Regions from separate parts of the Homo sapiens genome. Here region 2 is linked to region 1. A link is an interaction called in ENCODE POLR2A ChIA-PET data of the cell type or tissue named here. Cell type or tissue: PC-9. All regions are shown on one strand. Each heading gives the region's core, and the rest is flanking DNA. Links, peaks and the distances in the headings are about the cores only. Region 1 has its middle 60 kb from the start of GCNT4. Region 2 has its middle 59 kb from the start of FAM169A.

Evidence for each region. ChIA-PET counts read pairs that join two places held together with the same protein. Peaks named below come from ENCODE experiments on the same cell type or tissue, not always from the same donor. Only the 100,000 strongest peaks of a DNase experiment are listed, where the experiment ranks them.
Region 2: POLR2A ChIA-PET joins it to region 1 with 6 read pairs; 3 of 35 experiments call an interaction of 5 or more read pairs at or near these places.

What each region holds. Positions count from the first base shown.
Region 1 is chr5:74,990,182-74,995,564 of GRCh38, forward strand. It overlaps the pseudogene RPL27AP5. Among named protein-coding and RNA genes, the nearest start is that of GCNT4, 60 kb to the right of the region's middle. RefSeq lists an enhancer at 3,871-3,920. In PC-9, for the core only: no CTCF peak of the experiment used is centred there; a DNase peak (open chromatin) is centred at 2,820.
Region 2 is chr5:74,922,777-74,928,159 of GRCh38, forward strand. No RefSeq gene overlaps it. Among named protein-coding and RNA genes, the nearest start is that of FAM169A, 59 kb to the left of the region's middle. In PC-9, for the core only: a CTCF peak has its summit at 2,732; a DNase peak (open chromatin) is centred at 2,705.

The DNA of each region.
Region 1 (5,383 bases), core at 171-5,170:
TGTGGCTTCAAGCCACCAGGACGCAGATCCCCTGCGACTCCCTTCATCTTCTCCTCAGCTCTTCTGCTGAAGAATTTGGCCTTCATGATGACAGGTTGCTTTGGGAGCTTTCCCTTTCCCAGAACTTTGTAGTAGCCCAATAGCGCCACATCAATGATGGGAGCAGCCCCAGTCTTGTTTTCAGCAGCATTTGCCCATGTCTGCTCGCTGACCAAAGTCCACAGTTTGTCAAGGTTGACAGTTGGGCAGAAGCTCTGGTTCCTCTTTAAGTGGTAATGCGTCCTACCAACTTTCCCAAAGTAGCCTGGGTGGTATTTGTTGAAGCTGGTCCTGTGGTGATGTGTGCCACCAGCATTACCGTGGCCTCCAGGGTGCTTCTGGTGCTTCCCTTATAGGGTCATGGCTGTGGATCACGTGGCCCTGAAGTTTCCGGGTCTTCCTCAGTCTGGATGGCACGTTGGTGGCCCGGACGAAAGGGCAATTGCTTTCTTCTTTGGTGAGTCCAGACTTTAGGCAGATTTGAGAACTTAGAGAACTTCATCCTGAGCTTAGGGAGAGATAAAAGATTGAGAGGTAAGAGGCAGGGGGAGGGTCAGAGAGACCTTGAGGCTTCTTGCTCAGTTCAGCATGTCAAAGCGCCATACTTTGGGGTATCGGTTTCTGAACCCCAACAATGTATAAAAGTTTTTCACTTTGTTGAAGTCCAATTCATCCACTTTTTCTTCTGATGCTTGTGCTCTATGTGTCTTACATCCATTCTTGAGTGTTTTATTCCATGCACAGAGCATAAGGATATTTCAAATACCTCAATCTGATCATGACTCCCTTGCTTAACACCTTCAATAGTTTCCCATTGTATTTAAGATAAAGTTCAAAATCCTCTCTATGGACTACAAGGCTATGCATGATTTGGTCCCTGTCCTTCTTTTGGCCTCATTTTTCCATATTTTTCCTCGCCTTCTTTGCCATCGGTTTCTCAAGTATAACAGGCTCTCTTAAATCCCAAGACCTCACTTGCCATGGTTCCTGCCTGGAATGGTCATCCTCCCCTCTTCTGTACTTTGCTAATTCTAATTCATTCGTCATTTTAAGTGTCACTTCCACGGGAAAGCCTTCCTTAACCCTCTGCTCCAAACTTATTCCCAGCTTGCGAAAGGTAGAATTTTGCAAGCCGATTGTTAAACACCGCCATTATTATAAATTAAGTGGTATACATTTACAATTAAGTTATAATAAAAACAAATGCGAGAAACACTTAAAACTTTTCATGTTCTAATTATTTTATTATATTCTACATTTGTGCTCCTGAGGTCACAATAGAAATAGAACGGAATGTGTGGTGGAAATAGAACAGAGTGGCCTGCTACTGTGTGTGCATCTTGTGCTAGCTAACCCTGCTGTGGTGGCAGGAGAGCTTGACATCAGCCATGGTGGGAGTATTTGAGCAAAGACTACAAATCAGGCTGGTTTAGTGAGGCTTTCTGGAAAGCAGGGGTTAACATTCACACTGCCAGTCAGATTTCCCATTACATGCTGACATGGCATCTTGAACTTGTCTACTGTGGTCCTTTCCGTGGATGGAATCTTTCAATTTATTATTTGAAATAGTATATTTAATGTCTGTGTTTCTTACAAGAACGTGAACTCTGGGAGGGAATGGGGTGCACACTGTTCCCTATTGATATCTGTATCCCCAGCACCTAGCACAGTTCTTGGCACTGGATAAATACTTAATTATTTGTTGACAGAAGGTCAATAAGGCCCAAGAAGCAAAGTCCAATGTTTTAAATATAGATGGGTCGATGGCAGGCATTCATCTTGGAAAGTATAAAGTTTTCCATTTCACTCATTGGCTATCTTGAGGGTTTAAATATTGATGATCATTTGATTATATTCAAAGCTTACCAGGTTTAAACATTTCTTTGATGCCTTTTTAATTAGATGATAGCTAGTGATGGCCAAAGGCAACTTGACCTTAGCTATGTATTAGTTTCTCATGGCTGCCATAATAAAGTAAGCCACCCAAACTGGATAGTTGAAGACAACAGGGACACTTTCTGTCACAGCTCTGGAGGCTAAAAGTCTCGAAAATCAAGGTGTTCACACAGCCATGCTCCCTCCGAGACTCTGGATAGACTCCTCCCCTGCCTCTTCCTAGCTTCTGGTGGTGGCGAGCAGTCCTTGGTATTCCTTGGCTTGCAGCCACATCACTCCAGTCTCCACTTCCATCTTCACAGAGTCTCCTCTTGTATTTTCTCAACATCTTCTTATAAAGACACCAGTCATATTGGATTAAAGGTCCACACTACTCCAGCAGGACCTCATCATAATTAATTACATCTAATTAGCCTATTTCCAAATAAGGTCACAGGCTGAGGTACTGGGGGTTAGGATTTCAAGATTGCTTTTTTGGGGGACATAATTCAACATAACACCCTGCAAGTGGCCTGTTTCATACAGTGCATGCCTGGTGTATTACAACCAACTGGACCAGGCAGGTTCCAGCTCATCTATACAGCTTCATGTGATTTGTCTATAAGGCTGTTTATTTCCTCTAGCTCCAGACTTTGCCTTGGTTATGAGTGGGGAGTATCTCAGAACCCCCAGATGACCTCAAGCCCAAATATAATAATTATATTTGTTTTGTTTGAAATAAAACAACCCACAAACCATAACTGACAGGGATTGGAACCTGGCATAAAAGCACAAAGACATACTTTTAGCCCCAGGCTGGGTTACCTGAGAAGAGGGAGCAATATTCGGGCCAATTCTATATAAGCATTGAAATGCCGGAAGTGATCACTGCCCTCAGGTACTTCCAGTGAAAGAGGTGGTGAAGGTAGAGCGAGGTCCAGCCCTTCTGAGTCATTTCTCCATAAAAGCAGATTATGTCTCTACATCCTTCTGGGGACATTTATTTTCAGTAAGAATTCGTATAGACAGTGTTTGTCAAGCTAGAAAGATCCAGAGAAGTTAGCCAAATCACCCCTTTATTCTACAAAACCCAGAAGGCCAGAGAGGGGGCCTGTCTTGCCCAGGGTCATCAGGTTAGAGAGTGACAATGCCCAGGCTAGAATCCAGGTGGTCTCCATCCGGGGTAGGTGCTTAATCCACTGCTTTGCTGTAGCTTTGCGGTGTGAAGACCATGGCTGCAATGGCCAGCATCTTTTCCCTTGCTTCAAATGTAAGGTTAAAAACCCAAGGGAAGAGTATGGAGAGTAAACCAGTACAGACACGCTTCTGATATCCAGGAAACGACATGTCTACTATGACTTCCTAATGAGAAGACAGAAAGTTACATATTCTTTTTTTTTCTGGTCAATACAACACAGTAGGATTGCTACCACTAGAAGCATTATGGGAGAACAAAACACACGAGTATTAATGAGGCAGGTTTAACTCTTACTAACAAAATACTACCATCTTTGCAATCAGTTCTAAAAGTACTAGATTTGGAGTTCTGCAATCCAATTTCATTTTATTTAGGACTTAAGATTGTGAAATAGGAGCAGGAAAACCATTATCATCTGCTGTGATCATACTCTTATATCCCAGAGACCAACACAGCTCTCATTCTGCATTCCTGCGAAGGTAACTGAGTTAAAAGTGATTACCATTGTTAAAGTAAATTTGGCCTGAGAAAAGCCACCATACTGGCATACTTGAGTCCTTACATAATAACTGCAACCAAACTTAGTATGTAAATAAACTGAAAACCCAGCTTAGGAGTATGCTTTTCTAACAGATAGCTGAGTCTCAGCCAATCACAGCAGCCATGCTTCAGTCAGTAGCAGGCAGCCACCTGCTCATGTTCAAATAAGGCAAGCACTGGACTGTAACCCGTCCAGTTGTTTCTGTACCTCGCTTCCATTTTCTGTACATTGCATTTCTGTTTCTGTTCATAAGTATTATTCGACCAGAGTATTAAACTCCATGGGAGCCCCAGTTTCTCTGTACCTGTTTTGGTGCTGAGAACTGCCTGATTCATTTTTTGCCCAATTAAACTCTACTAAATGTAATTTGTCAAATGTTTCTCTTTTAACATCATTATTAAGTACTCTGATTTTTTAAAAAGGCTCTGGAAAATTTCTGGTTAAATGTGGTAGATTAGACACTTACTTTTATCTCCACTGTCTCATGAAATCCCACTAAAGTGATAGTAAAGGGGGAAAGAAGGCAAACCACAAGTTCTAAGGGATTGGAAATGGAGACGACTGAGAAAAAAAATCAACCGAAAAAAATATTGGGAGCTGGAAAGAGAAGAACGTGCATTGACTGGTTTATCAAACCAAGGGAAACAGAACCCCAAGCCTGCAGTAGAAGAAGGCAGCAAGAAGGTAACTCACTCTGCCGAACATGGCAGAACCTGGGACTCGGAAAGCAGGGGTGCAGAGAAGGGCTGCAAACAAGGCAGCTTAAATAAATGGGAGCAGCAAGGCTCCCAGATTCCCTTCTTGACCTACACCGCAGATGATGCCCTTTCTCCAATCCTGGCAGGAGACTGGAGGTTTATTCTGTGGAGAAACCAAATCAGAGAAGACTTGGGAATCCAAGCCAGGCCTGAGACACCCTATTGAAATTAGGTGAAAGTCTACATACCAAATGAAGAGATTTCATTCTTCTTCTCCTACTGCACCCTCGCAACACCAGCAGCCAGGCATATAAAAATCCATGCAGGAGATGAGGGGATTTGACTCTGGAGCCTCTGACTAGCCCAAGTTAGATCCTGACAAGTGGGTAGTTGGGTGAGGGGTGGTCTTCCACTGTGAAGAGATTGGGCCTTGCCTGATCTCTCAACGGTGGTTCTCAAACTCAGCTGCACATTAGAATCACCTGGAAAGCTTTAACATGTGCTAATGCCTGGAGATTCTGACTTAATTAGTCAAAAGTACACAGCCCCAGCGTCAGGAGTTTTAAATGTTCCCCAGGTGATTCTAATGTACAAGTAAGCCTGAGAAACTCTACTTTAATAAAACCTATCCCTCAACAGCTTCTTGTAAGTGCCTCTTTCCTGATCTTTACAAAGAACCAACTTTTAGTTTGATTGATTTTCCCTATTCTTTGTCCATTTTCTATTCCATTGATTTCTGATCTTATTTCCTTTTTTCTGCTTACTTTGGGTTTAATTTGCCCTTCTTTTTCTAGTTTCTTAAGGTGGAAACTTAGAACACTAATTTTTGACCCTTTTTGTTTTCTAAAAGCAGCACTTAATGCTAAAAATTATCTTAAATCACTGCTATAGCTGCATCCCACAAATGCTGTTACGTGGGGCTTTCACTCTTGTTCTGTTCAAAGTATTTCCTAATTTCTCTTGTGATTTTCTTCCTTGGCTTATGGGTTATTTAGAAGTATGATTGTTTAATTTCCAAGTATTTGGGGTTTT
Region 2 (5,383 bases), core at 318-5,317, 67 kb before region 1:
TGAGCCATCTTGAGTTCCTGCTGTCTTGTTAAAATTGTGGTAAATTGGCCAGGCCCGATGGTTCACGCCTGTAATCCCAGAGCTTTGGGAAGCCGAGGCAGGAGGATCAGGAGGTCAGGAGTTTGAGACCAGCCTGACCAACATGGTGAAACCTCGTTTCTACTAAAAATACAAAAATTAACCGGGCGTGATGGCATGCACCTGTAATCCCAGCTACTCGGGAGGCTGAGGCAGGAGAATCGCTTGAATCCGGGAGGCGGAGGTTGCCGCGAGTGGAGATCACGCTACCGCACTCCAGCCTGGGTGACAGAGCGAGACTCCATCTAAAAATAAATAAATAAATAAATAATATAAAAAAATAAAAAAAATTGTGGTAAATTATACAGAACATGAGGCTTACCATTTTAACCATTTTTAAGTGTCCAATTCAGTGGCATTAAGTACATTCACCATGTCGTGTAACTATCACCACTATTTCTGAAACTTTATTTCCTGAAACAGAAACTCTGTCACCATTAAGCAATAATCCCCGTCTCCCTGTCCCCAGCCCGCCCCTGGAAACTACTATTTTCTTTTTCTATGAATTCAGTTGTTCTAGATACCTTGTAGAAGTGGAATCATACAATCCTTGCCATTTTGTCTGGCTTACTATACTTAACATAATGTTTTCTTTTCTTTTTTTTTTCGAGACGGAGTCTCGCTCTGTCACCCAGGCTGGAGTGCAGTGGCGCGATCTCGGCTCATTGCAAGCTCCGCCTCCCGGGTTCTTGCCATTCTCCTGCCTCAGCCTCCCAAGTAGCTGGGACTACAGGCGCCCGCCACCACGCCAGGCTAAATTTTTTTGTATTTTTAGTAGAGACGGGGTTTCACCGTGGTCTCGATCTCCTGACCTCGTGATCCGCCCGCCTCGGCCTCCCAAAGTGCTGGGATTACAGGCGTGAGCCACCGCGCCCGGCTTAACATCATGTTTTCAAGGTTCATCCATGTCGTAGTGTGTATCACAAGGTCAATTTTGATATGGCTAAACAATATTTTATTGTATGAATATACCACATGTTGCTTATCTGTTCATCTGTCTACGGATACTTTTGTTATTACTTAATTTTAGAGATGAGCCTTGCTCTGTCGCCCAGGCTGGAGTGCAGATCATAGTACACTGCAACCTTAAACTCCTGGGCTCAAGTGATCCCCCGTCTCAGCCTCCCAAGTGGCTGGCACTATAGGCATGAGCCACTGTGCCTGGCTCAGTAATTACTTTAATAGATTAAACATGCCAATTAAAAGACACAGATTGGCTGAATGGATTTTTTTTAAAGGGTGGATAAAGATACTCCATGGGAATTGTCAAGTTTTTGTTGTAAAGTCTATTTAGTCTGATGTAATTATGGTTACCCTACTCTCTTTAGGTTCCTGTTTGCATGAAATATCATTTTTTACCCTTTCACTTTTAGCCTATGGGTGCCCCTTAGGTCCAAAACGATTCTGTTGTAGACAGCACACAGTTAGATCTTGTACAAAATAACTTGGAGAATGCATCTATAGGTTATAATTAAAGTCTTATAATAGCTGGGTGCAGTGGCTCACGCCTGTAATCCCAGCACTTTGGGAGGCTGAGCGGGGGTGGATCACCTGAGGTCAGGAGTTTGAGACCAGCCTGGCCAACATGGTGAAACCCCATCTCTACTAAAATTACAATAAAATTAGCTGGGCGTGGTGGTGGGCCCCTGTAATCCCAGCTACTTGGGAGGCTGAGGCAGGAGAATCACTTGAACACAGGAGGGGGAGGTTGCAGTGAGCCAAGATTGTGCCATTGCACTCCAGCCTGGGCGACAAGAGCGAGACTCCATCTCAAAAAAACAAACAAACCAACAAAAAAACTCCTACAGTGAAAACTTTACTACAATAAGGGTGCTTGCTTGGACAAGGATGTTCAAACACATATACACAAGAACGCTCAAAATGTATCAGCTTCAATTCTTTCAGAGTGAGCCAAAATAATTTAGGGGAAAAATTATTTTGACTAAAAATTACATAATGAAATAATGACTAATAATGACAGAAGCATTACAATCTAAGCACCATGAGGACCATGCTAGATTTTTTTTTTTTTTTTTTTTGAGGCAGGCTCTCACTTTCTTGCCCAGGCTGGAGTGCAGTGGTGTGATCATGGCTCACTGCAAATTTGAACTTGTGGGCACAGGCAATTCTCCTATCTCAGCCTCCCAAGTAGCTAGGATTACAGGAGTGTGCCACTATGCTCAGCTAATTTTGTAATTTTTGTACAGGTGAGGTCTTTCCGTTAGCCAGGCTAGTCTCCAACTCCTGGCCTTAGCAATCCTCCCACCTCGGCCTCCCAAAGTGCTGCTGGCATTCTAGGCATGAGCCACCACTCCCAGCCAAAAAATCCTTCTAATCAGAAGTTCATTTTGAGGTATTTACGTTGATGGTAGTGTTTTGTTGTCACTGAGCACAACTTTGTCCCCAACCCTTTTTAACAGACACAAAGTAGACATCAAGTGGCTAAGGTGGTATACTGAATTTCTACTCTTCTAAGATTTTTAAAAATAATCAAATATTTGTAAGACAGCTAGCAACCTCATGAGCAAAAAAAAAAAAAAAAAAAAAAAGATCTGAAAGCTTTGTAGGATAAATTCAGAATTCTTTTTTTCACCTCTAGATGGTGCAAACTAAAAGTAATTTCTGTTTGTCAGGGTTTAGCTATGATAGATGAGTCCTAATACCTTTAGGTTTACTTTTCCTGTGTAACTATATAAAAGGCATTCCTGGCCTTATTTATCACAGTTTGCTTAGTTTATTTCTGAATACACTTACTTATGACCTATAGAAGTCTTAATAAATATGGAAGATCAATTTTACTAAATGCTCCTAATTGTCACTTTTTTTTTTTTTTTTTTTTTTTTGAGATGGAGTCTGGCTCTCGCCCAGGCTGGAGGGCAGTAGTGCAATCTCGGCTCACTGCAACCTGTGCAGTAGAGACAGGGTTTCACCATGTTGGTCAGACTGATCGTAAGCTCCTAACCTCGTGATCCGCCTGCCTCGGCCTCTCAAAGTGCTGGGATTATAGGATTACCACCACGCCTGGCTCAGTCTCAGGCATTTCTAACAATGCAAGAACGGCCTAACACAGCCAGTACCTCTCATCCATGGAGTTGTCGCTGCTTTCCTGAGGGCAATGTTTGTCCTTCGGTGGCAACTTAATAACTGCTGACTGACCTTGAACTCTCTCTCAGAGCATATGGAATGCCATCAGTTTATCTTCTACACAATTCAAAGTATTACTTCTAAATGTGAAGAAGTAATGGGCCATATTTTCCACTTTGAGCATATGTTGTAAAATGATGAGATAGCTCAGAGTTTGAAATCTTAACCAACTAATGCCTACTATAAGCATTTCCCTAGGAAATTTATATCTGTATAACACTGGTCTGTAGGACAAAAATTAAGGAGCAATTGATGTGATTTTGACAAGAAGCTGTTCCACAAATTCTATTTTTTAGTCGTTAGCCAACTGAAATAAGGTCTTAAAAGCAATATTCTGGGGACAAGCCCTAAAGACCCTCCAAGTACATTGGGATCATATTGTCTGGGCCAAACAAGACAATAATATCTATGCCATCCCAACTGAGTAAGTTTATATATGTGAACCACAGACCTGACTGAAGACAATTCCAAGAGGTTGAGCATTTTACAAAATATTTTATCTCTCTGGAATCTGAAGGTTTCAACATTTAAAAATTTTCATGTTAGATACTCATATATGCCAGTAAATTTGCATTTGTATATGATTTGAACTATGAGGTTTTGAACAGATTATTTCAACAAAGCAATGTACTAGTTCTGAAATTATTCTTATTTTAAATATCATTTGCATTTCTGTAAATGGAAAATTATATAAAAAATTCTAGCTCTTTTGACTGTCATTAGTATTTGACTAACACTGACTCCCCAAAGCCCTAAAAGAAAATAGCAGGAGTTGAAATTTCAGTTGCATTGGAGAAAATATGTACTTTGTTCCCTTAGAAATAAAGGAGAGCATGTTAGATGACCAGCCATGAAGAAGCTTGTCTCAATATGTTTTCTTTTGAAGCTCTAAGATAAAATAAGAGCTGTGCATATTACTGGGTATGAAAACCATCATGAACAAAAATCCAACACTGAGTGTTGCCGAAATGATACCAGTGTTGGTACAGAATTATATGGACAGGATAGGGGGCATTCATTATCCCAGATACTTCACTTTCCATGCTCAGCAGTGTGAACATGTAAGTAAATTGTAACTTATTACTTGCGGGTCAATTGATTTCCCACTGGCACATCTCTGGATTCATTTCTATTGGGTCTCCTCTTAGACAGTTTTTACAGAGCCTCAAAATGCGTATAGCCTGGAGGAGGCCATCAGTGTCTTAATTCACAACCTGGTGTGTGTGTGTGTGTGTGTGTGTGTGTGTGTGTGTGTGTGTGTGTGTGTAGAGAGAGAGAGAGAAAAAAAAGGAGGAAGAGAGAGAGAGAGACAGAGAAAGGGACGGAGAGGAAATTGTTCTCTTTCTCCTACTCCCTCAGAAGAGGGGGCATGGAGCTGTGGGAAAGGTGGGGCCCTCCAGGAGGCTAGAACCCTGCACCACCTGAAAGAGTCAGGAGGGCCCAAGTGTCTCGTCTCCTGAGGGTGTGTGTGTGTACACTACCATCGTGTGTCCAGGAGGAGATTCCTGTCCTAGAAGGGATTTCTCCTCCAACATTCCTTCTCCCTTGGGTAACCAAGTGAGGTGCTGAAACCCATCCTCTTAATTAACAGAGGTGCTCTGGGAGGCCTGAAGTCTCTTCAGACTGCTGGCTCAAACAGACCTGAGAGTGGCTGCATTTGTTTTTATGAAGCCCTACATGTGATCAGAGCTGCTCTGGGCAGCCCCAGACTATAGGCCTGAATAGAAAAATATCCTCTCTCTGATCCAGGATCCACTAGCAAAATGAGCAAGGGTTTTGTTTTTTCCTCTGGTGAAGGGAGGAACTCATCAAGTAGTTAATATGCACTACTTGACTTGATGCAGGGAAATACAGAAAACCATGAAATTTACATTTATATGACTTTATGAGAAAAGGCAGATAAACACTGCACTCGCATCCACTGAAATGGTTTGCGCACTGGAAAGTCTAACTCGTGGAAATTACCTCTCCGACTGTCATTCCTAACATTGTGAGGCTTGAGAATTCATAAACAAAATATGATGGCATCTTCCTGAACCACAGTACCCAAGTTGCTTTGCCGTGCATACAAATTCTGGAGGAATTAGATGAAATAGAGTGTAGCTTTTGCTAAAGAAGCTAGAGCATGCTTCTATATGAAGCAACAAAACTTTTCCAAGTT